4 separate regions of the Homo sapiens genome follow, and all the other regions are linked to region 2. The links are chromatin contacts, found by Hi-C or POLR2A ChIA-PET in ENCODE. All regions are on one chromosome and are shown on one strand. Each heading gives the region's core, a stretch centred on a gene start or an enhancer-like site at or near the end of the contact. The rest is flanking DNA. Distances are from core to core; before and after follow the strand shown.

Region 1 (6,272 bases), core at 3,454-5,953, 1.1 Mb after region 2:
CTTATACTAAATCTACAAATGTATGGATTACTGGTGAACACAGAGAAGAAATGTGTCTCAGGAAATAAATTTTTGTTGAAACTAAAAGCGAGTAGAGGTATAAGTTAAAAGAGATGAACCAGATGGAGCTCTTTAGTAAAGGAGAAGAATCTTAATAGATCTGGAGTAGGAGGTAAAGATGTTCTGAGTGTCTTTCAACAAATAATGTTTGAGCTCTTATGATGTGCTATGCACTATATTAGTCACCGAATTTGCAAAGATAAATAAAAATGTTTATTACTGACAGAAAACCCACTCTAGAGCAGTAGATACGTGAATAGCTACAATGAGAAATGAAGGACAATTCTTTGCAAATATTAAACTCACATGTTTTCATGACCTTCCTAAATGTGTTTTCTTGCAGCCTTCTCCTAAGCTGAGCCACCAGGTTTTTTTTTTTTTTTTTTTTTTTTCCCTACAAGAAGGAGAAGAAAGATACTGCTCAGAAAAGAGGTCACTAATTAGTCTTAAATATTAAAGCTGACTTTTGTGACCTGTTTGGGGAGTCAAAAACTCTAAAAGAAGTCACGAGAAAGGAAATAATTTTCTAAATTACTTTATCTTTCCTTAGAACATCAAGAGATAAGTAAAAGACTGGATTGAAGAGGTAGTGCCAGGGCTAGGGAATTCTCAGAATATAAGGAAAGAACATGGAAAACCAGCCACTACAGTCTTGAGTTTGGTGACAGGAGAGAAAGCTGTAATGTAGGAGATGAAGACTCCTGGAAGAGTCCTAGCCTTTGATTTGCTGCCACACCCAAACGGACTCCCTTATGGCTGGATGAGGGAGCAGTAGAAGGAAGCCAGGTAGCCCTCTGGACTCCCAAGGATGACGTTCAGAATTCAGGTGACCTAGAGTTTCTTAGGTCAATCAGTGGTGCCAATGAGCTTGGAGAGCAAGCAGAGGCCTGTGTTCAGAAAGAAGGGGTTAAGTATTCTGGGCTTTGAGCCTGAGTCAAATAACTGGGGTCACAGATTTTAATCATGCATCCATTATATCACCCTAAATGAATTTTCATTGCATATCCGAGGATATTCATGACCCCACTACACAGAAAGTTATAATGTAATTTGACAAGAAGAATGAATTGCTCTGAGTCTGAGCAGGGATGAGGGAGAGAGGATATACATGTAGTGCCTAATATGAGATTGATGAGAGGGCTTCTTTGTGGATGTGATGTTTAAGCCCAGCCCTAAAGGATAAGTAGGAATGACCTAAATGAAGTTAGGAAAGTGGGATTGGACTTCCAGGACTCAGATACCATGCATGCAAATGTCTGGACAGGAACAAACACACAAACATGATTTGGGTGCTGTATTTCAAATGGTTGTAGCACGGACAGCAAGGCACCTCTTGGGTTCCCCAGGAAACAGACTCTAGGACAGAGATTTCAGTGGAGAAGGTTATCTGGAAGTTGTCCAAGGACAACATTCATCAGGGAGTAAAGAAGACAGGGTTGGACAGTGGGAGAAGTTGGCCTGGGATACAGTTACAATAGAGATCTCAGCAACCCTTATAGTGAGTTCTGGAGCTGGGATGGCCTTTTACATTTGTCCCAAACTGAGGTGAGCGGAAGTCCTTTTTATCCTCCACTTGCCTTGGATAAAAGTCCAGGATAGAGTAATAATGGGTGAGAGAGTTTCTTTTGGTTGATGGCACTTCTCAGAAAAGGGTTTCAGCTGTGAGCCATCAGCCACTAGCAACATCCGGTGGCTGGAGAAATGTAGGCCTGACTTGGATGGGAGTCTGGGTGGCACAGCACACCACTCACTACAACGTATGCATTTGCAGTAGATGAAGTCAGAGAAGGAAGCACATAACAGGGAATAAAAGGCCTTATAAATCACAGTTACAGGTTTTGACATTTTTTTTAAAGCAAAGGGGAGTTCCTGAAGGGTTTTAAGAAGGAGATAAATCAATATGATCGTGTTTGTACTTTTAAAAGATCACTATCGCTGCTGTGTCGATAATTGATTGTAGGGAAAGTAGGGAGACCTGGTAAAAGTTGTTGCAATCATCAAAAAGAGACATAATGAGAGTATGAATTTAAGTGAAGGTGGCAATGAAGAAAGGTAGGCTAATTAAGGAGACATAGAAAAAGCAGAATAATGGTATCCACTTATCAGTGGTATTTTATTGGATGTGGATTGATAAGAAAGATGGATAAAAATCACAGATTCTGAACCGGGAATCTGAAATAGGAAACTCGGCCAAATACAATGCTATGTAGTTTTTGTTTCCTATTCTTTCTTTCTGGCACATGGAAAACTATACTTGGCAACACCATGGCAGTTGGGAGAAACCACTCAGTGGAAGTGGAAGTGACACGTGTTACTTCTGGGATGAAGTGATGGAAATTCCTATACCATTCTTCAGTCCTTTTCTTCTTTGGCAAGAAGCAGGGAGACCGTATGTTCAGATTGTAGAGTCACAGAATCAAAATGGCTGGGAACCCTGAGTAACCCCCTGGAGCACAGCTGCTTTGAATTGTTGCTCAGTCAAGAGAAGACCTTGTATGAGCTAGAAATAAAATTTATATACTATGCTTTTGAGATTTTGGAGTTACTTGTTCTCGCAGAATAAGGTTAGCCTATTCCAAGAAATACTGAAACATAGAAGGAATTTGTATGCATGTCGTGTGTGTGTGTGTGTGTGTGTGTGTGTGTCTGTGTGTGTTTGGGGACAAAAAAGAAGGGGAGTGGAAAGGGCAAAATGTGAATTCAGTTTTAGAAATGTTGAATTTAAGATAACTGAAAAATATTTAAGTGGACGTGTCCAGTATGCAGTTAAAAATATGGGTGAAGAATTCTAAGCACAATCTAGACTAGAGACAAAATTTTTTAGAAATATCATAATCCATAAGTGAAGCCATGTGAGGGATGATTCTAAACACTCAGATGTAAAATGATCTGGGAATTTTTTCTTTTTAAGAAAGCAATGGAATTCCAGCAAGCTTTGCCCTTTGCTTTAAAAATTGCATTTACTATGCAAGTGAACCTAAATATCACCATACATTATAAAGCCACTTTCTTTTCCCCCCCCACCTCCTGAGATTGTGAGGCATCAGGGTTCCCTGCTTGAAAAGTAGAGGAGCCAACTTCAACCTCATAGAAGAGCAGAGAAGCCAAACAAGTAGTAAAAATCTGCACCTAGCTTCTGTCTCCCTTGAAGTGATCTCTCAAACTCAAATTAAGAGTTGTTTTCAAAAGTTAATCTAAAGGGGCTTTTTGGTTACACAAATGTAAAATAAACTAGTACACTATTGTACAAATCTGAATGTTGTTACTTTAGAAACAGAAGATGTAAAAGGTATTCGGTAATGGAAATTTTATATGATTGAACCAGACTTCATATTCTGCAGATTCTGTTGTTTTGGGGGGATAAAAATATGACAGAATCTAAAATGAATTCAGCTTGCATTGTGCTTGAGCTGTTGCCTATTCCTGTTCAGATAAATGTGTGTGTTACTGCTTAACAGTTAGTTGTTAGATGCCTAAACTAAGACTCTGAGTTCAGCAGCACGAGTTTTGCACCATGGTGCAAGAGATGCAGAAACAAGGAAGTACGTTGTGTTTGGCTCAACCTAATTTAGTGGTCTAAACTGTGGATGTCCTTCATACGAATAACCTAAATGTGAGAAAATATACTCAACCAGTATACTTATTATCATTTCACCCATAAACTGAGTCAAAAAAAGATAAATAACCTCTAAAAAGAGTACATCAAAAGATAAGGCTAATGCCAGAACCCACATTCAATTTTCGGATTCAAAATCCCAAACTCTCTCTTCTTGACCACACTGTTTTAAATGAGATCATTTCAGACATGTTATTTATATCTCTCTGTAATGTAAGGAATACACATCTCCACCGCCCCCCCATCCCTATTTTTTTGGTCCTTGGGGCTCTGAAACGTTTTAGAAAATGTATTAGTCTTCATTCTCACTTTATTTGCTTGTGAGAGTGGAAACACTTCTCCTTTCTCTCTTCTGGTGTTCACTAGAGCAGCTGCTCAAAATGAGTCAGCTTTCCCAGTCAGCTATGGTTCCTGCCTCATGGAGGGTAGGAAAGGACATACCATCTCTGTAATAACATGCCCAAAGTTGCCTGCTTCTGGTGAGAAACAAGGAGCCCTGTCCTTGTCTGGACCATCATGCTTTCCTCAACCCAGGTGCATCCGTCTCATGTAGTGTGTTTCATCTCATTTTCCTCATTCTGTTCTGATTGAACATCAACATTTTTGAATGGGTTGTTATCATCATCTCTGTGAGCAAATGGGATGTGAATACCCTGAGGATTCCTACTCATGAATACAAATGATTTTTTTATTCTACAAAAGGAAGAAATATGATTGCTGAATATTAATAGCCCTCTGAGAATTAGAATTTAAGATTACACAAGATCTGTTTAATGCTCTTATTATCCAAAGGTGAATGATTGGAAAGGGAGGGGCAAATCCAGGAAATAATTTGGAGAGGAAACTAATATATATTGAGTGCCTATTATGTATCTGGTATGGAAGCTTTTCAATTTATGTATTTTCAATTTATGAAGTCTCACTATTTGAGTAAAATTAGATGACAATTAAAAGTGCTCACCACCAATAAATGGGTTACTAATAATGTTAGGTTATTTTAGTCATTGTGGTTTCTTGAGTCATAGGAAGCTGCTCTCCATGTGTTACTTTCAGGGTAGTTAAGGTAATTTAATGCAAATGACCTTAAAACTGACACATGGAGAGCAGCTATGACTCAAGAAACACCTCCTACGACTCCGTGCTTGATAAGTACAAAATAAGTGCCAGGAAGAAAAGGCATGGTGGGATGGAAAATAGTGATAATTTTTATAAGTTAAAAGTGATGAGGAAATGAATAGCTGTTGTACAAGTGTATGGGATAACTCATTTTTCAATAAGAATAAATCCAAATGACATATCACAAATCATGACATTATACAGGAAGGCCCTGTGTCTGTACTATTGAAATTAATAGGGAAGAGATGAGGAAAAAGAGACTGGAAAAATGAAATTTTTGAGTAACTGCAATAGTTGTTTTTCAACTTATTTCATCTTGTTCTATACAAATGAAATCATAGATTCTTAAGATGAGATATAGAGAAGAGCTTAATTTTTATTTTTTATAATTTTTACTTCCAGGTGATTCTAATCTTCAGCCAGCATGAAAAACACTGGATTAGGAGTGCTGGAGTGAGATTATGAGTTTGCAAATGAAAGGGTTTTTAAGCATTGAGAGTGTGCTGATGACATAAATATGGGATGATTCCCCCAAGTTAGTGATGATTCCATAGGCTGAAAGCCCCTTCAAATTCTCGCATTAAAACAAGTGACAAGGCAATAGATGCTGTTATCACATGCCATGAGTTCCCTTTCACTTGTGTAGAGATCATTGAGAAAGTGTCTGATCTTATTTACACATTTGTTCTTTATTCTGTTAATGTGGTGAATTACATTGATTTTCTTTTTTTTTAACGTTCATTTTAGTTTCAGGGGGTACATGTACAGATTTGTTGTATAGGTAAATTGCATGTAACTGGGGTTTAGTGTACAGATTATTTCATCACCCAGGTGATAAACATAGTCCCTGATGGGTAGTTTTTTGATCTTCATCCTCCTCCCTTCTTTCACCCTCAAGCAGGCCCTGGTATCTGTTGTTCCCTACTTTGTGTCCTATGCACTCAATGTTTAGCTCCCACTTGTAAGTGAGAACATGTGGTATTTGGTTTTCTGTTCCTATGATTTTGAATTTGCTGAGGATTATTTTATGTACAATTGTGTGGTCAATTTTAGAGTATCTGCAATGTGCACATGAGAAGAATGTACATTCTGTTGTTTTGGGGTGTAGAGTTCTGCAGACATCTATTAGGTCTATTTGGTCAAGTGTCAAGTTCAAGTTATGGATATCTGTTAAGTTTTCTGCCTCAATCATCTACCTAATACAGTCAGTGGAGTATTAAAGTCTTCCCACTGTCATTGTGTACTTATCTAAGTCTCTTCATAGGTCTCTAAGAACTTGTGTTATGAATGTGAGTGCTCCTGTGTTAGGTGTATACATATTTATGATAGTTAGGTCTTCTTATTGAATGGAGCCCTTTACCATTATGTAATGCCCTTCCTTATGTTTTTTGATTTTTGTTGGTTTAAAGTCTGTTCTGTCTGAAATTAAAGTAACAATCTCTGCTGTTTTTCTGTTCTCCATTTGCTTGGTAGATTTTTC
Region 2 (6,292 bases), core at 1,103-3,602:
TCCCTTTGAAGTAATGAGTCCAGTGAACTTGAACTGGAGACTTGAAGTCTCTGATTTCTGCTGTCACTGGAAAGGAATTACTTTTTCTTTTTTTTGAGACAGAGTCTCACTTTGTTGTGCAGGCTGGAGTGCAGTGGCGCAATCTTGGCTCACTGCAACCTCTGCCTCCTGGGTTCAAGTGATTCTCCTGCCTCAGCCTCCTGAGTAGCTGGGATTACAGGTGCGCACCACCACGCCCGGCTAATTTTTTGTTTGTTTGTTTGTATTTTTAGTAGAGATGGGGTATCACCATGTTGGTCAGGCTGGTCCCAAACTCCTGACCTCGTGATCTGCCTGCCTAGGCCTCCCAAAGTGCTGAGATTACAGGTGTGAGCCACCATGACCGGCCAGGAATTACTCTTGACAATTTTCTATGTAATTTATTGGAGAATGACAAAAGTGGTTGAAAATATTATTAGCTGGAATCTTGGCCTGTGTTGGTAAACAACAGATAAAAAGTTTTAAGGGTGGAACTTGCAAGTCTAATTACACAACATTAAAAATAAGTCTCCATATCAAACATAATTAGTAGATTTCAGATGAACTTGAGGAACTATTAGAACAACTTACCTAAAGCAGTTTTGTTTCTCAGAAAAATGACGTTATAGATCTGGCCTAGAATTTGGCATAGAAACTTTTCCTACAAGGTATAATGAGAAACAGAATCAAAGCAAGAGTCTTAAGACTCAGTCTTAGTTCTAGTTTGGTCTTTGTGATCCTGGCCAAGTCACTTCAACATGAACTTGGTTTTCTATGTCTACAAAGTAAAAGGGTTGGGCTACTATCGCTGCTGTACTACTACTACTGATCTATTTGTGCTGGATTATTCTATATCCAGATAAATGAGGCCAAGTGTTTCTGGCATCACCAACCACCATTTAAACAAATAGCATCCCCTCCATAGGGGAGGAGGCTGCACACATCTGCTGCTCTCCACCCTGAGAATGTGGATGAATTCCAATCAGCAGCCACCACCTGACTGATTTGCCCACAGCCTGCTCTGGGTCCATTGGCTGGGAGGCTTCTGGAGGCAGCTGGGTCATGTCATCCCAACCCAAACTGGTGATGTGAAAGAACAGTCACATGTGTGAGCAGGTGCATAACCCATTCTCAGGAGGGAGAATGGAGTGAAGGAACAGTGGTTTAGGTAATGACTCATTCAGGTTATTCATTCTGTGTGTAAAGCCCAAGGCCCTCCAACTGGCCCTGACCTACCTGCCCCGACTCTTCTGCTTTCCCGACACCTTCTCTGGGCCTCTATTGCCCTTCTCGCTAGTGCAGCTGGCCCCTTGATGGCTTATATAGAAGATAATGTACCTAAGTCATTCGTCACCCCAACCCTTGTGCATAGGTTTTCCTTGTTGCCAGAACCTGGATTTTGTTCAAGGGTGTCCCCAGCCCTATGTGATCAAGTGAAGAACTCTTAAGCTTCATCCCCAAAGGAAAACTGATCACTATGCTCCCATTGGTTATTGGCCTAAGCCAATCACTGCACTCCCATTGATAATCGGTCTAAACCAATAACTGTGCTCCCATTGGTCTAAACCAATAACAGCGCTCAACTGCGCTGTCTGTATGAGATGCTTGCAATGCTGCTGCCATCTTTTGAAAAAGAGAATGATCAGCTGACAGGCTGAGTGAGCAGAGAAATGAAGAGAATCATCTGGGGCCTGAGTGAGATCACTGGGCTGCTTTGTTAATCTACCCTAGATGCTCTCTACATCTTGAATTCTTGTTATGTGAAATTACAATTTTTTTCTTACTGTTTGAGTCAGAAGCCCAAGGTATCTTGCTATTTTTCACACTGGCACACTGGAGAGGCAACAAGAAACCCCAAGTGGGGTTAGTGGAGGAATCAGTTCCTCCACTTAGAAGCCATTACTGAGGAACAAATTACTTCAAAATTTAGTGGCTTGAAATAACAATAAGCATGTATTGTCTCTGTTTCTGTAGGTTGCAAATTTTGGATCTTTTTGAATGGGAAGTCTGGCTTAGATTCTCTCCTCTCATGAGACTGCAGATGGGTGTGGGCTGGGGCTGCCCTAATCTGAAGGTTCAACTGGGGCTGGTGGGTCTGCTTCCAAGGAGGCCCACTCACTTGGCTGGCCAATGGGGGCTGGCTGTGGTGGGAGGCCTCAGTTCCTCTCCATATGGGCTTCACCACATGGTACTTGAGTGTTCTCTGTTTAAAATATAGGTTTTATTAATATTTAGGTATGGCAAAGCCATCAGATCAGGAATGACTGCTAATAAAAAGATAGTTTGTTATGCTCACAGATCTCAAGAGGAAGGGGTGTGTCACACCAGCCACATGGGGAAGTACCAAGATCAGTCAGGAGGCAGAGGGAGCAGAGTGAAAACAGGGGCACAAACTTTTTTTTTTTGAGATGGAGTCTCGCTCTATTGCCATGCTAGAGTGCAGTGGTGAGATCTTGGCTCACTGCAACCTCTGTCTCCTGAGTTCAAGTGATTCTCCTGCCTCAACTTCCCGAGTAGCTGGGACTACAGGTGTGTGCCACCATACCCAGCTAATTTTTTGTATTTTTAGTAGAAACGGGGTTTCACTGTGTTAGCCAGGGTAGTCTCATTCTCCTGAACTTGTGATCTGCCCGCCCTGGCCTCCCAAAGTGCTGGGATTACAGGCGTGACCCACCGCGCCTGGCCAGGGGCACAAACTTTTATTGTGGTTTCTGTGGGAAGGAATGAGTGAGGGAGGGTAATTGGGCTTTGGATTGAATAGTTTGAATCATTTCAGCAGGCTCTGGGCCATACGGGCTATCCCTAGTTGCCTAGTTCCTACTCCTGGGGTGATTAGGGCAGGTGGATAGTGGCCTGGAGGGTGAGAGCCCATAATGGAGGTGGCAGTGTGTGGGCTCTGGATTGATTGGTTTACATTTGTGACGCACCCTCATGGTTGTTTGCTATTTCTAAAAACTGGCTAGTCCTGGGACAGGCATAAAAATACAAAAATAAAAGACATGGTAAATACATTCTCACAGCATGGTGCTGGCTTTGCCCAGAGTAAGCAATCCAAGAGAGCAAGACAGATGCTGCAAAGTCCTTTATGCTCTCAATTCAGAAGTCACATATTATCCCTGCTGAACTCTACACAGACCAGTCCTAATTCAACATGGGAGTAGACTATGCAAATAAATACCTAAGAGGTGAAGATCACTGGGGGCCATCTTGGAGGCTGGGTATTACACATCTGGCAAGTTCCTTGACCTCCAAATGTCAGTGTCTTCACTTAAAAAAGATGGCAATAATATTATGTTACTTTGACTTCTAAGTTGAAAGCGAACAGAAAGTGACTCTGGCTTGCTTAGGCAAAAGAGGAATTTATTGAATCAGTTTTGGACAATTCACACAATAGAAGGGAAGGCTATAGAACCAGGCTTAGCAGAACCTAAGGGAGCTCAGGGAGCAGGGAAAGTCATGCAGGGCAAAGCCTCAGGGTTGGTCTGGTTGGGAAACTGATGTTGACATCAACTGCACTGGCCACCGGATATTGTGGCCAGAGCTAAATGCTCAGCACCACTGCTGCTGAGCAACTCTCAATCGCCTCTGTGCCCTGAAGCTTCCACAGTGTGGGGAGAGTGGAGAAAGGAGGACCAGGTCCCTTCTGCTTCTGGGATTACAGCATATGTCCGCTACAAATATGGGCTTCATGGGATTCACCAAAAATATATGAGCACCTTCCTTGGAAAATCGAGAATGCTCAGTAATGGTTGGTTGCTTAATAGAAAGGAGAAAGCAGATACCGTGGGATGGAATAGAGTGAGTTTGGAGATCTCAAGTTGAGAGTGAGAATAAAGCATGCTCATTACATTTCCAGCCACACTGAGCATTTCTAATCGCACTCTTACCTTGTCTTCACTCCTATGCACATTTGCAAATTCTTAAATTGCTGAGATTTGTACAAATCTTATCTATATACTCTATCCAGTGAACCAAGTTGGAGGCAAGGGAACAGTATGTTATTAAGAAAAGGTAAAGTGAAAGCCTCCTGTGAAAATTGCAATACTGGCTGGGAGCAGTGGCTCATGCTTGTAATCCCAGCACTTTGGGAGAATGAGGTGGGCAGATTAATTGAGGTCAGGAGTTCAAGACTCCTGCTTGGGCAACATAGTGAAACCATGTCTCTACTAAAAATACAAAAATTAGCCAGGTGTGGTGGCGCACGCCTGTAATCCCAGCTACTCGGGAGACCGAGGCAGGAGAATCGCTTGAGTCCAGGTGGCAAAGGTTGCAGTGAGCTGAGATCACACCACCGCACTCCAGCCTGGGCAGCCGAGTGAGACTCCATCTCAAAGCAAAGCAAAGTGTAGAGAAAAGAAAATTGCAACACTAGCCTCTTGGTACCTTGACATGAACCACAATTAACCACACTCTTTAAGTGGTGGTAGCTTCCATTTCTGTCACTGTTACCTTCATAGTACTTTTTTTTTTTTTTTGAGACAGAGTTGCTCCTTCTGCTCACTGCAACCTCCACCTCCTGGGTTCAAGCGATTCTCCTGCCTCAGCCTCCCGAGTAGCTGGGACTACAGGCACATGCCACCATGCCTGGCTAATTTTTTGTATTTTTAGTAGAGACGGGGTTTCACCGTGTTAACCAGGAAGGTCTCGATCTCCTGACCTCGTGATCCGCCCACCTCGGCCTCCCAAAGTGCTGGGATTACAGGCGTGAGCCACCACACCTGGCCCCTTTATAGTACTTCTATCTCAGTTTGAATTTCCAAGGCAAAGCCAGACACCTTTTCTCACAAAGCCTGTGCTCTGTTGTTAGGTGTGGGCATGAGTCTTGCTGTTCAAACTCAACTATTTCATTCAAAGTGACCTTTCGTGGGTTTACAAATTCATTGAGGTTGAATGTGTAACTAAATTCTAAAATGTTAGTTCTAAACTAAGTTCTAAAATGGTTCTAAAAAGTTCGTATGTAAGGAGCACCAGGAGGGCTTGCTGAAACACCAGTTGCTGGGCCCCACCCCTGGAGTCTCAGGTTCAGCAGGTCTAGGGCGAGGTCGGAGGATGTGCACTTCTAATACGTTCCCAGGTGGTGCTGAGGCTGCTGGTCTGGGGGCCACATTGAGAAACACTGACTTGAATGACTTGATGCTGTTGCTGGCCTGCTTTGTAAACTTCTTAGACCCTATCCAGTAATTGCCTTTCTTTTCTTTTCTTTTCTCTTTTCTTTTTCTTTTTTTTTTTTTTTGAGACAGAGTTTCACTCTTGTTGCCCAGGGTGGAGTGCAATGGTGATATCTTGGCTCAGTGCAACTTCCGCCTCCTGGGTTCAAGTGATTCTCCTACCTCAGCCTCCAAAGTAGCTGCGATTACAGGCATGTGGCACCACACCTGGCTAATTTTTTTGTATTTTTAGTAGAGACAGGGTTTTACCATGTTGGCCAGGCTGGTCTCGAACTCCTGACCTCAAGTGATCCACCCATCTCAGCCACCGCACCCAGCCAGTAATTGCCATTCATAAAGAAAGCCAAGATGACACCTACAGAGCAAAATTATGTGATATTCAGGAATAAACACTGAAACATTATTTTGATTAGAATAATAGCTGCACGGAACAGAAACTTAGCTATAAGAGCTTAAGCAAATAACAGTTTGTTTTTCTTACATTCCCAAGAAGACTAGAAGCTGTGATAGGCTGGTGAAATGACTTCACCTCATCAGGGGTCAAGGCTCTTGCTAACTTTCTCTTCTGTCATCCTTGGTAAATGATCTTTGTCCTCATGGTCACAAGATGGCTGCTGCATCTCCATGTATTGCCTCTGCACTCTAGGCAGGAAAATGAATGATGAAGAAAAATGCATGTATGAGCTTTTCTGAAAGTCCCTCTAGAGACTTCTGTTCCCATCTCATGGGTTAGAACTATGTCACATGGCCACACCAAGCTTCAAGGGAGCCTCAGCACTCATTGACCCACATAAAATGGGGTTCCCGTCGATGAGAAAGGAAGGAAGAATGGGTGGTAATCAGCAGGCTCTGGGATGCACTCACCTGCTTGACTCCCAAAGGGTCACATTGCGTACTCAGGCCAGAGCCACCTACAGTGCTAAACCAGCCACGCAACAAGTGAAAGGGACAGAGAAAAGACATGAAGCCACTTCTGTACTAGCATTTCTTGCCTCCTGCTAATGGGTGTTATATGAAAAGGGAAAACTGAACTAGAACTTCTTTACTATAGACTTCTGAGAAGTTTTATTAAGCTTATGTATGTGATGACATTCCAAGGCAGGAAC
Region 3 (6,190 bases), core at 188-2,687, 1.2 Mb after region 2:
GGCTATCTACAAAGGAAAAGAAATTAGAGTGATGGAAGAGATATCTTTTTAAAAGATACCTCTTTAAAGTATTAGAAGCCAAAAAATAGTGAAGTTATGAAATGATAACTTCAAACCTTGAGCAAAAAACACTTATAATCTAGAAATACTAGAGTTCTATAACAAATGAAACTACAGTTAAAATAGAAGTAGAATAAAGATATTTTCAGACAAATAAAAATGACTTTGTCACCTACATATGCACACTAAAGGAAATGCCAAAGGATGTACCTCAGGAAGAATAAAAATAATCCCAGAAGGAAGGCCTAAAATTGAAAAAGGAATGGTTAACAAAAGCTGGAATCTTTGTGGATAAATGTAAATAATTATTGACTGTATAAATTAGTAATTGTTCCTAATTTCTGGAGTTAAGACTAAAAAAGTTAAATCTAAAATATTAGTTATTAGGATATAATGGAGAATGGATGACAAGAGTTAAAGCATTCTACTGTCCACATATTGCTTGCACTATTGGTAAGACTGTTGACTAACTTTACATTTTGTTAAGTTAAATGTACGTTTAAAATTTTAAGATAACACTAAAATATAGTAATATATTTTATAATTTGAAAACCTGTAAAAGGAAAAGTAACAAGAAATATCAATATAGAAAAAGAAAAATAAGAATAAAAAAGCATAGTAAAAATAGAAAGCACAACATAACACAATGTAACAAAACAAAATATATTTGTTATCCTAATAAATATAAATGGCCTAAACTCTTTAATTAGGAAGACAAATTTGACAGGCTAATCATTTATTGAGCACCTACAATGTGCAAGGGAATATGGAATATAAAGCAAGCCTGGTTGGGATGGATATATAAAATACAATCCCTGCATTCAGCATGAAAATATTCTATTCATAATTAACCATCTTTTTATATGAGTAGGGTCTATACTGACTCTTATGCAGATTAGCTAGAAAAAGTTCTACAGCATTACAATGAGTTATTCCTGCAGGTTAATGGACCATAACAATTCATACAATGTATCCTTTGTAAAATAGAGTAAAGCTAACATCCTGAGGCTTCTTTGAAGCAGAAAGAAAATCTCTATGCAGCAGCCTAAAAGATGAACATGGTTGTTGCTTCAACCATGTCCTATGGAACTATATAGCTGTTTACTGCCTCTTTTTCTCCCCTGTCTTCCATGGCACAAAATGAATATAGATGGGAGATAAAGAGAAACATTTAGAGCAGGAGAATTGAAGCTGGAAGATGTGACCATATTTCACATTTATTGAGGCCTCTATAAAATATAGTGTCTTAAACTTCTTAAAAAAAGTCTTATATCTAAAATAGGAGCTCAATGATTGAAGTATAGCTCTACATGGAATTTTGACTGCAGTTGAAAGCACGGCAAGTATGACAACTTGTTTTGGAAGCTTTTACTTTCGTCTGATGCAACAAATATTTGACTCATGCTGGAATCAGCATTGCACATGTAATAGAGCAATGATCTAATCCAGCATGACAAATCCTATTTTCCTCTGTGGCGGTGATTTGAACAGAAAATGTGGGTCATCCTGGGTAAAAATATAGATAGGTGATTTTTAATAAGACTTCTGCTTTTTATCTTCCTTCTATCATTTTAGAGTGCACAGAGTGTATCTTCCTGTAATAACTTACTCACTAGAGCTTTCAATCATATCCAGTGAATACTTACCAATATAATAAAGTCTGCTTTAAAAAACACATTCTCAACTTTCATTATAACATAGCACAAATGTATCCTATAAATTACTTTTATTTTTTTTAATTTTATTATGCTCACTTATGTACTTTGCCTTTTCTAAACCTTTTCTTTACCAAAACTTTTCTGGTTTAAACCAAATGCTGGCACAAAGTTTAAAATTTAATCAGGTCTGAGTTAAAGTTTACTTCCTAAGGGATGCCTTCCTCAATAACTTTCTTCATAGAGCCCTTTACTCTCAGGTCTACTTCCTGTCTATATTACTATCCATTTTTTATATCCTTCTTAGACCTTATCACAATCTAAATTTTTTTGTTATTTTATTGAATTTTTCTCCCACAAGAATGTCAGTTTTTTTAGATCAAAAACATTTTCTTTCTTGATCATTCTGTACCCTCAGAACCATAAACAATGACTTATATACACTAGGTTTTCTGTAAATATTTATGAAATTAATAAAATTGTTAAATCAATTTTATTTATGGCATATATATGCTATTATTGTTTAACAATTTTTTAATAATTTTTTAGCTAAAGCCTCCTAAGACCCTAAGGTAATATATCTCAATTAGATCAGCTGAACTTATAGAAATATAAATTCCTAGCATTTATAGAACTATAGCTTTTTCATACAGGTGTCAGTATAGCTCTTTGAGTGGTCTAGTTTAATAGTCCTACTTTAGAAGATTTTCCCCAGGATAGACTTTGACGTGAAGTGTTAATGGTCCATCTTATAGGAGCACATCATCTAGCTGGTGGTTGAAATTGAAACATTCTCAGCCTCTGTCCTTTGGGTTCTCAGAATGGATTTTAAAAACTAAATAAACCACTGTTATGCAGGTCTTAAAGTTTAAATAACTTCAAGTGTGAAGTTATTTGAAGATTTTGCCTAAAATATTTTGACTTAGAATCCTACATTAAATAAATTGTTGATTTATCTGGAGGAAGTGAGAGGTGAATTCAGACAAGAAGGCACTAATGCAAGAGGGGAAAGTAGAAAGATTCAGAAATGTCTGATAATTTTGAAGAAAAAGAGAAATATCAAAGAAAAATTAAGAGCTTGTACATCCAAAAGTCCAGCACAAAAGTTGGAGGTGTTTGGGGAGGTTGATATTTTTTGTTTAATAGGATACTAAAGTAGAAAACAAGTGCAGAGGTGTCTCTAAATTCTAAAGTCTTAGACCTTGTTATCCTAATGACGTTCAGCTACACCATAGGAATACATTTTACTATAGATAAATTCACAGAAACTTACAACCTACCAAGACTGAAGCATGATGAAATATAAAATCTGAAGGGATCAATAACCAGTAAGGAAATTAGATCAGCAATAAATAATCTTCCATCAAAGAAAAGCCTGGACTGGATGGCTTTATGAGTAAATTCTATCAAAAGTTTAAAGAAGAATTAAAGTCAATCCCTCTCAAATTTTTTCAAAAAATTGATGAGGCAACACTTCCAAACTCATTTTAAGAGTATGGGATTACCCTGACGCCAAAAACCAGGCAATGACACTAAAATAATAATAATAATAATAATAATAATAATAAAAGTACAGGCCAATATGACTGAAAACTCAAAGCTTTTCCTCTAAGATTAGTAAAAAGACAAGATGGCCACTCTCACCACTTCTATTCAACATTGTACTGGAAGTCCTAGCCAGAGCAATTAGGCACAAGAAAGAAATAAATCAAGGCATCCAAATAGAAAATAAAGAAGTAAATTTATCTCTGTTTGCAGATGACATAATCTTAAATTTAGATCATAGACTATATATATAGAAAATTCTAAAGATTCCACCAAAGAACTGTTAGAACTAATAAATAAATTTGCAGGATGTAAAATTAACATATAAAAATCAATTGTTTTCTGTACACTCACTAGGAACTATTTGAATAAGAAATTAAGAAAATAATCACATTTACAATAGCATCTAAAAGAATAAAATACTTAGGAATAAACTTAACCAAGGAGGAAAAGTTTCCATACACTGAAAACAATGGAACATTGATGAATGATATTGAAAAAGACACAAATAAGTGAAAAAGTATCCTATGTTCATGGATCAGAAGAATTAACATTGTTAAAATGTGCATACTACCTAAAATGATCTCTAGATTTAAAGTAATTGCTATCAAATTTCTATTGTCATTTTACATGGAAATAGAAAAAAATAATTGTAAGATTTGTATAGAACTACAAAAGACCCCAAATAGCTAAAGCAAGAAGAACAAAGCTGTAGATATTACACTGCCTAACTTTAAAATATACTACAAACTTAGTACGCAAAACACTATGGTCCTGGCATAAAAACAGATACATAGGCTGATGCTCAGAATAGAAAGCCCAGAAATAAACCCACATGCACATGGTCAGAGTTACCTAGAATACACAATAGGGAAGGAATAGAAGGAATAGTGTCATTAGTAAATGGAGCTGAGGAAACTGGATATCTGCATGCAAAAAAAAAAAAAAAAAAAAAACCCACAAAAAACAAAACAAAACACAAGGATGTTTATTTTACACCATACACAAAATCAACTCAAAATTTATTGAAGACTTAAATGTACAATCTAAAACCATAAGACTCCTGGACAAAAACATAGGGAAAAAGTTTCATGACATTGCTCTTGGCAATGATTTTTTGGATATGATACAAAAAGCATAGGCAATAAAAGCAAAAATAAATACATCATACTACATCAAACTAAAAAGTTTCTGCACAGCAAATAAATTAATCAACATAGTAAAAAGGCAACTCATGGAATGTCAGAAAATATTTGCAAACCATATATTTAATTAGGGGTTAATATCCACAATATGTGAGGAACTCATGCAACTCAATAGCAAACAAAAACAAAAAACCTGATTTAAAAATGAGCAAAGAACCTGAATTGACCTTTCTCAAAAGAAGATGCACAAATAGCCAACAGATATTGTATATGAAAAAGTGCTCAACATCACTAATCATCAGGAAAATGCAAATTAAAACCACAATGAGATATCAGCTCATAACCATTAGCAGGACTATTATCAAAAAGTCAAAAGATAAATGTTGGCAAGGACATTGAGAAAAGGGAAACTTTATACATTGCTGATAGGCATGTAAATTGGTACAGTCATCATAAAAAATATGCTAGTTCCTCAAAAAATTAAAAACAGAACTATCATATTATCCAACAATCCGACTTCTGGGTATATATCCAAAGAAAATGAAATCAGAAAATAGAAGATATATCTGCAATCCCATTTCTTGCAGCATTATTCACAATAGCCAAGATATGAAATCAACCTATGTGTCTCTGCGCAGAAGAATGGATATGATATGAAATCAACCTATGTGTCTCTGAGCAGAAGAATGGATAAAGAAAATGTGGTATGCAATGGAATACTATTTAGCCTTAATAAAAGAAAGAAATCCTGCCTTTGCAACTACATGGATGTATCTGGAGGATATTATGCTAAGTTAAATAAACCAGACACAGAAAGACAAATACTGCATGATTTCACATGTTTACATGTGGAATCTAAAAATGTTGAACTCATAGAAACAGAAAGAAGAAAGATGGTTTCCAGGAGTCAAGTGATGGAGGAAATGGGGAGATGTTAATCAAAGTGTGTAAACTTGCAATTTCAAGATGAGTAAGTTCTGGAGATACCATGAACAGCTTCGTGACTATAGTTAATAATAATATGTACACTTAAACTTGAAATTTGCTAAGAGAATGCATCTTAAATATTCTTACCATACAAAAAAGGTAACTATGTGAGATAACGGATATGTTAATTAACTTGATTATAATTATCATTTCCCAATGTATACATATATCAAAACACCACATTGTACACATTGAATATATACAATTTTTGTCAACTATACCTCAATAAATCTGAAAAACAAACAAAAATTCCTCACAAAACCCCAAGCAAAAGAATAGATTTTACTCTTTCAAGGCTAATTCAAGGAAATAATATTTTGCTAAGACTCTTAGCCATGATCTCCGTCCTATATAAATATTTCTCCATGTTCTCTATCATTACCATAAATCATAACATTCTAAAATTTGAAAAGATTTATTGGGACAAAAAGCAGTAAAGTCAGCTTCTAATGTTGTCATTTGGAGGCCTTGCCTCCTTTTTGAAGTTTCAGGACTACAGCATAACAGGGAAATCATGTGGATTACAGATGTCTCCCAATAGTTCAAGCTTCCCTTACTTTTTATTTTAATTTTATGTATGTCTTCCCCAACAGCCAGTAGCCATTCATCAAAATTACTAGAGGAAAACTAGGTTCCTTCTCCAGAGAGCAGTAAACATTGTGGATAAAAAGAAATGTAGAATGTGGTGGAACCAAAGAAGATCATTATGCGAATGATGGGTCACCCTGGTCTATTCCATTTCTTGTAGATTCCTAAGACACAGAAATCAGAAAACTATTTTAGGGGGAGAAGGTTTAT
Region 4 (6,314 bases), core at 1,671-4,170, 1.1 Mb before region 2:
CTTTTTAAAAGGTAGATCGTTGGGCCAGGCGTGATGGCTCACGGCTAAAATCCCAGCACTTTGAGAGGCTGAGATGGGTGGATCACCTGAGGTCAGGGGTTTGAGACCAGCCTGGCCAACATGGCAAAACCCCATTTCTACTCAAAATACAAAAATAGCGGGACATGGTGGCAGGTGTCTGTAATTCCAGCTACTCAGGAGTTTGAGGCAGGAGAATCACTTGAAACAGGAGGCAGAGGTTGCAGTGAGCTGAGATAGCGCCACTGCACTCCAGCCTGGGTGACAGAGTGAGACTCCATCTCAAAAAAGTAACAACAAAAAAAAGTAGATCGTTGTTCATGGGTATTGGTTTTACCATTATGTACCATCACTTATATATTATAAATATTCTTTTATAAATATATCATACTTGAATTAAAAACATAATTTAAAGAAATTAAAATGTTAAGCATTCAAAGAATATATGCCAAAATGTTACATTTCTTTCGGAAAATGGGAAGAGGAAGCATTATGGCATACTGTCATTTTTCATATTCTATAATTCTATAGCATATTTGATCTTCATGATGTTTCTATTTGAAAAAAGATTAAAGATTAAAGAAAAAATAAATTGAAGTCATGCAACATGAAATACAAATTATGTATGATTTGTATGTACAAATTGTATGAGATGTATGTACAAATCATGTAAGAGGACATTCTGGACAAGGCAAGCTCCTGGCATTTGACAGATGCTAATGCTGCTTCTTTTTGCATTACAGGCTTAGACAAATGATGCTTGAGACACACCAAGATACCTGCACACTAGAGGCTGCAGTCACCTCAGAAGAAAGATGCCCCCTGCTCTGGCTGGTCAAACGGAACCAAGTCCGTCTTCCTGAGAGGTTTGGTCCCCTTCAACCAGCTACAGCAGGGCTGGCAATGCCCAGTCCTTGGAGAAACAGAAGAGATTCAACTGCAACTGAAATTACCTACTAAAACTTTCCTTGAGAAAACAATTCTGGTTTTTTCACCATATTCTTATGCTCCCAGGAAGGAAGAGAAGAGGAGTCCTGGAGTCAAAAGTGAGCAAGATTTTAATGCTCAACACACACTGTTCTGTGCCTTTGCACTCACAGCTGCAGCCACTTACATGCTTTTGACAGACACACAGTCAAGAAAGAGTTTGAGGATGGAGTTTGTGCCAACCCTAAGCCAGCCAGGGGAAGAGCATGAGACATAGAAGACAGGGCTCCTGCTCACTAGGGGCTAACAGTCTAAGGAAAGAAATTAGACATGTATATATGGTGTGATCCAATTGAATTGCAAGTTATAGCATGGCTAGTTCCAAGGCATAATTCTTACCTATCCCACCAAATATGCCTAGCACATTATGTATCATCAAGTCTCTATTGATCTATTCAGCCCAAGATATCTATTCACTAAGCAATCATTTCTCAGTTCCCTGATCTGTAGAATAGGGATAATAGTACCTGTCACACCAGGCACAGTGGCTTATGCCTAAAATCTCAGCATTTGGGGTGGCTAAGACAGGGGATTGCTTGAGGCCAGGAGTTCCAGATCAGCCTGGTCAACATAGCAAGATGCTGTTTCTACCAAAAAAAAATTTTTTTTGTTTTAATTAGCTGAATGCGGTAGTGCACACCTATAGTCCTAGCTACTTGGGAGGCTGAGGCAGGAAGATCACTTAAGTCCAGGAGATGGAGGCTGTAATGAGCTAAGTTCTCATAATCGCTACCTTTTACTAAGGGAGAATTCTGACCTGTCCTTCCAGTTTATCTTTTAAGATTTGTATCTTTTATGGTGTGTGTCTGGAACTTAGACAGTAATAAGTAAATATTTGGGTTTAAAATTCTATAGACATGTGTGTTCACATGCTGTATTCTGACACAAATGGGGTAGCATAAGTGCCTAGAGCCCACCACAGTGACCTCAGAGGAGAACACAGAGCTTACTAGCACAAATCTTTGCATTCAGGAAGACCTGGGGTTGAATGCTGCCCCTCTAATTTATTAGCTGTGATATATCCTCTCCGCAGCTCAATTAACATTGCACAAGCCTTAGTTTACTCATCTGTAAAATGGGGACAATGATACCAACCTCAGTTACCGTAAGGCTTAAAACAGACAGTGTTAATAAAGAGCCAAATATAAGCCCTTAAGAAATAGTAGCTGTTGTTTTACTGCTGTAAATGGCAACAGCACAAGGACAATGCTGTGTCCACAGGCACTTGTATGTAGAAGGAAAGAGCCAAATTAAAAAAAAAATAGGAGAAGAACTCAAAAAATACATAAAGGCTCATTGCTCACTGTAGGGTTTTGTTTTTTGTTGTTGTTGTTTTGTTTTTGTTTTTGTTTATTTTTTGAGACAGGGTCTCACTCTGTTGCCCAGATAGGAGTGCAGTGGCACGATTTCAGCTCACTGCAACCTCCGCCTCCCAGGCTCAAGCGATTCTCCTGCCTCAGCCTCCCAAGCAGCTGAGATTACAGGCACGCACCACTACCACCCGACTAAGTTTTATATTTTTAGTAGAGACAGGGTTTCACCATGTTGGCCAGGCTGGTCTTGAACTCCTGACCTCAAGTGATCCGCCCGCCTTGGCCTCCCAAAGTGCTGGGATTACAAATGTGAGCCACCGTGCCCAGCCTATAGGGTATTTTTATATTCCAACTATTAATTCTACTAGCATGTAGCATACATGCATTCACCCTAGTACATATGACTAGCATATAATATGCTTTACTTTTAAAAAATGCTTTATACATGAGACTGATCTTACCATCTTCAATATCCTGTCTGGAAAGCCTTCATTTGTGAGTGCTGTTGAGATCACATGTCCTCCCAAGTAGGACATGGAGTGTGAAGGCCATTGAGTGGGTGTTCCAAAGGGCAGCACAGAATGGAGTTTAGTTGAAGGTGCTGGGGACACACTACCTGGGCTCAAGTCCCAGCTCCCCACTCTCCAGCTGTGCCACTTGAGCAAGTTGCTTGACCTCTCCAGGCCTGGGTTTCCTCATCTGTAAAGTAGGAATATTGATAATAATATCTACTTCATAGAGTTTCATGAGAATACATGTAAAGGCCTGAAACCAGTATTGGGTACATAATAATACATTCTTAAGAGTCTTTATTTCTGACAATGTACCTGAAATGTTCCTGAAATTAAGTTGGTGTTCAATAAAAACATGTTCACTGAAAGATCAGCTTCTTTGTTTATTTTAAGCACAAACTATGGGATCATGTAATTTTTGGTTCAACTATTTCTACTTATCTCTTTCAATGCAGCACACTGGTTCAAAGCAGTAGTAAGGTGTGGGGGAAGGATGGCAACAAGCTTCTCTCTGCTTCCCAGGTCTGTGATGAAATGGAACTTCCCTGCGAACTAGGGGTATGCCTCTGGGAGTAGAAGCAGGGTGATCTTGAAGCGCAGTCGCAGAGCTGTCACCCGGAAGTCACCTGGCAGAACAGAAAACAAACATGATGTGGCCAAATACCAGCTGTCCTTAACAGGAGGGATCTTTTCCATCTGGAAGGGCAGAGGTCATGTAGGTAAAGATTAGATAACAATGCCAGGTATAGGTAAAAGGAGTGTTAAAAAAGGGTCACTTTCATATTTGGGATATTATGGCTAAAATGCCTGATAAAACTGGACAAGACATATAAGGCTAAGACTAAATAATGTCTTCTCTCTGTTAGAAAGAAGCCAGCCAGGCCAGGCATGAGGGTTCTTGTCTATAAATCCCAGCACTTTGGGAGGCCAACGCTGGCGGATCTCTTGAGCTCAGGAGTTCAAGACCAGCCTGAGCAAAACTCCATCTCTACAAAAAATACCAAAAATTAGCTGGGCACAGGGATGGGGACGCTGAGGTGGGAGGATCGCTTGAGCCCAGGAGTTTGATTGAGGCTGCAGTGAGCTGCGATGGCACCACTGCACTCCAGCCTGGGTGACAGAGTGAGACCCTGTCTCAAAAACAAAAGAAAAAAAAAGAAGGAAAGAAGAGGGAGGGAGGTAGAGAGGGAGGGAAGGAGTGAGAGAGGGAGGGAAGGAAGGAAGGAAGTTAAGAAGGGAGAGAGGGAGGGAGGGAGAGAAAGAAGGTAAAGGAAAGGAAGGAAGGAGAGAGAAAGGAATAAAGAAAAAGAAAAGGAGAGGAGGGGAGGAGAGGGAAGGGGAGCAAGCTAGCACACTTCTGGCAAGGGTTGGAGAACATGAGTGAACATTGTCATCCAACTTTCTACCTATCCCCTTGCCCTCAAGGGTCTTTGCAGAACACATCTTTGAGGGCCACAGGATGGAAGGAGTTCTAGTCATAGCCTGCCTCCAAAGTCAAAATATCGTACTGTCCCCTCTTATTCACTCCTGGAGAATTCAACTTCCATTCACATTTCTGTTTGATTTTCCTTAAACCAGGAGGGGAGCAAATGTATTCCTGCTCCCACTCACCACTATAAAAAGACAGAACCTTTAAGAAAACATGTTTTCTGGTAAGTTTGAATGACCTTGATATCCATGTTCAAAGGTCCCACAAGCCCAAACTCTCCATTTCCGTAAGAAATCAAGAGGAATCAGAGAATGGGGACTGCTGCCCACGGGTTGCGGTTGCTCATCCTGCCACAGCCCCTCTTCAGGGCAGAAATCTAGGTTAGGCCACCCAGTGGGGTGTGTGGTTTTGTGATTGCTGCTGTGTCCCTTTATGTGTGTTCCTGTATCATCATCAGTCCTGTGCCAGTAAGTGGCAGCCCATGATGTCACACCGGTCAAACATGACGACTCTTGGTCACCCTCAGAATGGACCCCACCCCCACATCTGGTGAGTGTTGGGAGGAAGAAAGTGATAGCACAGGCGTGCTGAAGGAGCTCTTCCCCGGAAGGAGTTGACGGAAAATAGTGCGGGGCTATCTAACTGGCAGGAATCCAGACAAACAAGAAAATCCCATTAGTGCAGTCCATCAACGAGTTTCTTTCTGATGGTAATTCCCAGGGCTGGCAAGACTGTTAGAAAACAGCAGCTCATACATAGCTGGGAGTGAATATAGGTCTATACTCTTCAAAGCATCATTTATCAATACATAGGCATCAAGAAGGCTATTATCTTCTCTGCCCAGAATCTTCTCTTTCTCTGTTAACAGCTCAGTCTCCCTCCCTTGGCTATTCTTTTTTTTTTTTTTTTTTTTTTGAGATGGAGTCTTGCTCCATTGCCAGGCTGGAGCGCAGTGGTGCAATCTCAGTTCACTGCAACCTCTGCCTCCTGGGTTCAAGTGATTCTCCTGCCTCAGCCTCCCAAGTAGCTGGGACTACAAGCACCCACCACCACGCCTGGCTAATTTTTGTATTTTTAGTAGAGACGGGGTTTCACTATGTTGGCCAGGATTGTCTCAATCTCTTGACCTCATGATCCACCCGTCTTGCCCTCCCAAAGTCCTGGGATTACAGGCGTGAGCCACTGCACCCAGCCCCCTTGGCTATTCTTAAAATTACCTCTCCCTCCCTCCATTCACCATGCTTCCCCAAGAACCTTTACAACCATGCACCTTTCTCTAACTTAAGCCATCCTAGTGAGCCCTTTCATGGGAGTTTGGATTATTGGTCTATAAAAATTAAAGCTGTGTTTCCTTGGAAAGTTAAAATAGAAAGATGTGAAGCTTCAAAATTATTCCCAGTATTTCTCAGTAGTGCTTAGTAAGAGATAAGAATGAACCAATTACTTAAAAAGAAACCAAAGAGAGAACAGATACAGAGCCCCAGAGGTATTTCAGTCCTGGACGTGGTTGTTCCCAAGGCCCAGTTCCTATATTCTGTATTCCTTTTTACCTAAGGCACTTAACACTGAAATTACATCATTTGCAAACAAAAGTGCCCTAACTCATATAGCATCAAATATATACCCTTTGACACTCTGGAGACATATTGTTAACTCACAAAGGGAAACTAACACAATCCATTTCTGTTTTTAAGAAAAATACATGTATGTATATGTTAAGAAAAATATGGAAGAATCTAGACCAAAGGTCCAAGAGTAAATATTTCTAGACAATGGATTTTTGGAGGACGGCCTCTCTGAATTTTCTAAATTTTTCCCAGCTAGCATGTATTACTTGTAACAAAAAGTAAGCCACAGAGATTTTTTATTTTTATGTCTTTTTATTTTTCCCAAAGCTATACATGTACAAGGTTTAAATTTTTAAAGCTTATAATGTAAAATAGTAATCCCCTGCCCCACTCCCAATTTCCAACTGTCAGGGCTATCCAAATTTAAAACAATAAAAATATGTAAGGAGAGAACACAGGTCACTATGGCAGATGAAGTTTGGCAGCC

Evidence for each region. A loop is a pair of places that touch in the nucleus more often than their neighbours do. ChIA-PET counts read pairs that join two places held with the same protein, here RNA polymerase II (POLR2A). Pooled maps may share reads with other maps.
Region 1: a map with no recorded cell type shows a loop between it and region 2 (5-fold over the local background). The contact joins two enhancer-like sites. A Hi-C loop is called at or near these places in 2 of 37 single-sample maps with no recorded cell type and 3 of 50 pooled maps.
Region 3: a loop to region 2 is called in a pooled map, with 2.1 times the contacts of the local background. The contact joins two enhancer-like sites. A Hi-C loop is called at or near these places in 1 of 37 single-sample maps with no recorded cell type and 2 of 50 pooled maps. POLR2A ChIA-PET finds 5 or more read pairs at or near these places in 1 of 52 experiments (A549).
Region 4: a loop to region 2 is called in a map with no recorded cell type, with 4 times the contacts of the local background. The contact joins the promoter of LINCMD1 here to the enhancer-like site in region 2. A Hi-C loop is called at or near these places in 3 of 37 single-sample maps with no recorded cell type and 3 of 50 pooled maps.

What each region holds. Positions count from the first base shown.
Region 1 is chr6:54,287,213-54,293,484 of GRCh38, forward strand. No RefSeq gene overlaps it. Among named protein-coding and RNA genes, the nearest start is that of TINAG, 18 kb to the right of the region's middle. Within about 2 kb of position 4,704, at least 3 of the 41 ENCODE cell types and tissues checked have a DNase peak (open chromatin) inside an H3K27ac peak, as active enhancers do.
Region 2 is chr6:53,238,604-53,244,895 of GRCh38, forward strand. LOC124901332 (a long non-coding RNA gene) reads right to left here. Exons shown (of 4, transcript XR_007059612.1): 3 at 5,668-5,828; 4 at 5,442-5,541. Among named protein-coding and RNA genes, the nearest start is that of MIR5685, 35 kb to the right of the region's middle. Within about 2 kb of position 2,353, at least 3 of the 41 ENCODE cell types and tissues checked have a DNase peak (open chromatin) inside an H3K27ac peak, as active enhancers do.
Region 3 is chr6:54,418,619-54,424,808 of GRCh38, forward strand. No RefSeq gene overlaps it. Among named protein-coding and RNA genes, the nearest start is that of TINAG-AS1, 54 kb to the left of the region's middle. Within about 2 kb of position 1,438, at least 5 of the 41 ENCODE cell types and tissues checked have a DNase peak (open chromatin) inside an H3K27ac peak, as active enhancers do.
Region 4 is chr6:52,148,103-52,154,416 of GRCh38, forward strand. It overlaps LINCMD1 (long intergenic non-protein coding RNA, muscle differentiation 1), which reads right to left and starts at 2,921. Exons shown (of 3, transcript NR_131248.1): 1 at 2,780-2,921. It overlaps MIR133B (microRNA 133b), which reads left to right and starts at 821; the gene lies at 821-939. RefSeq lists an enhancer at 4,749-5,043.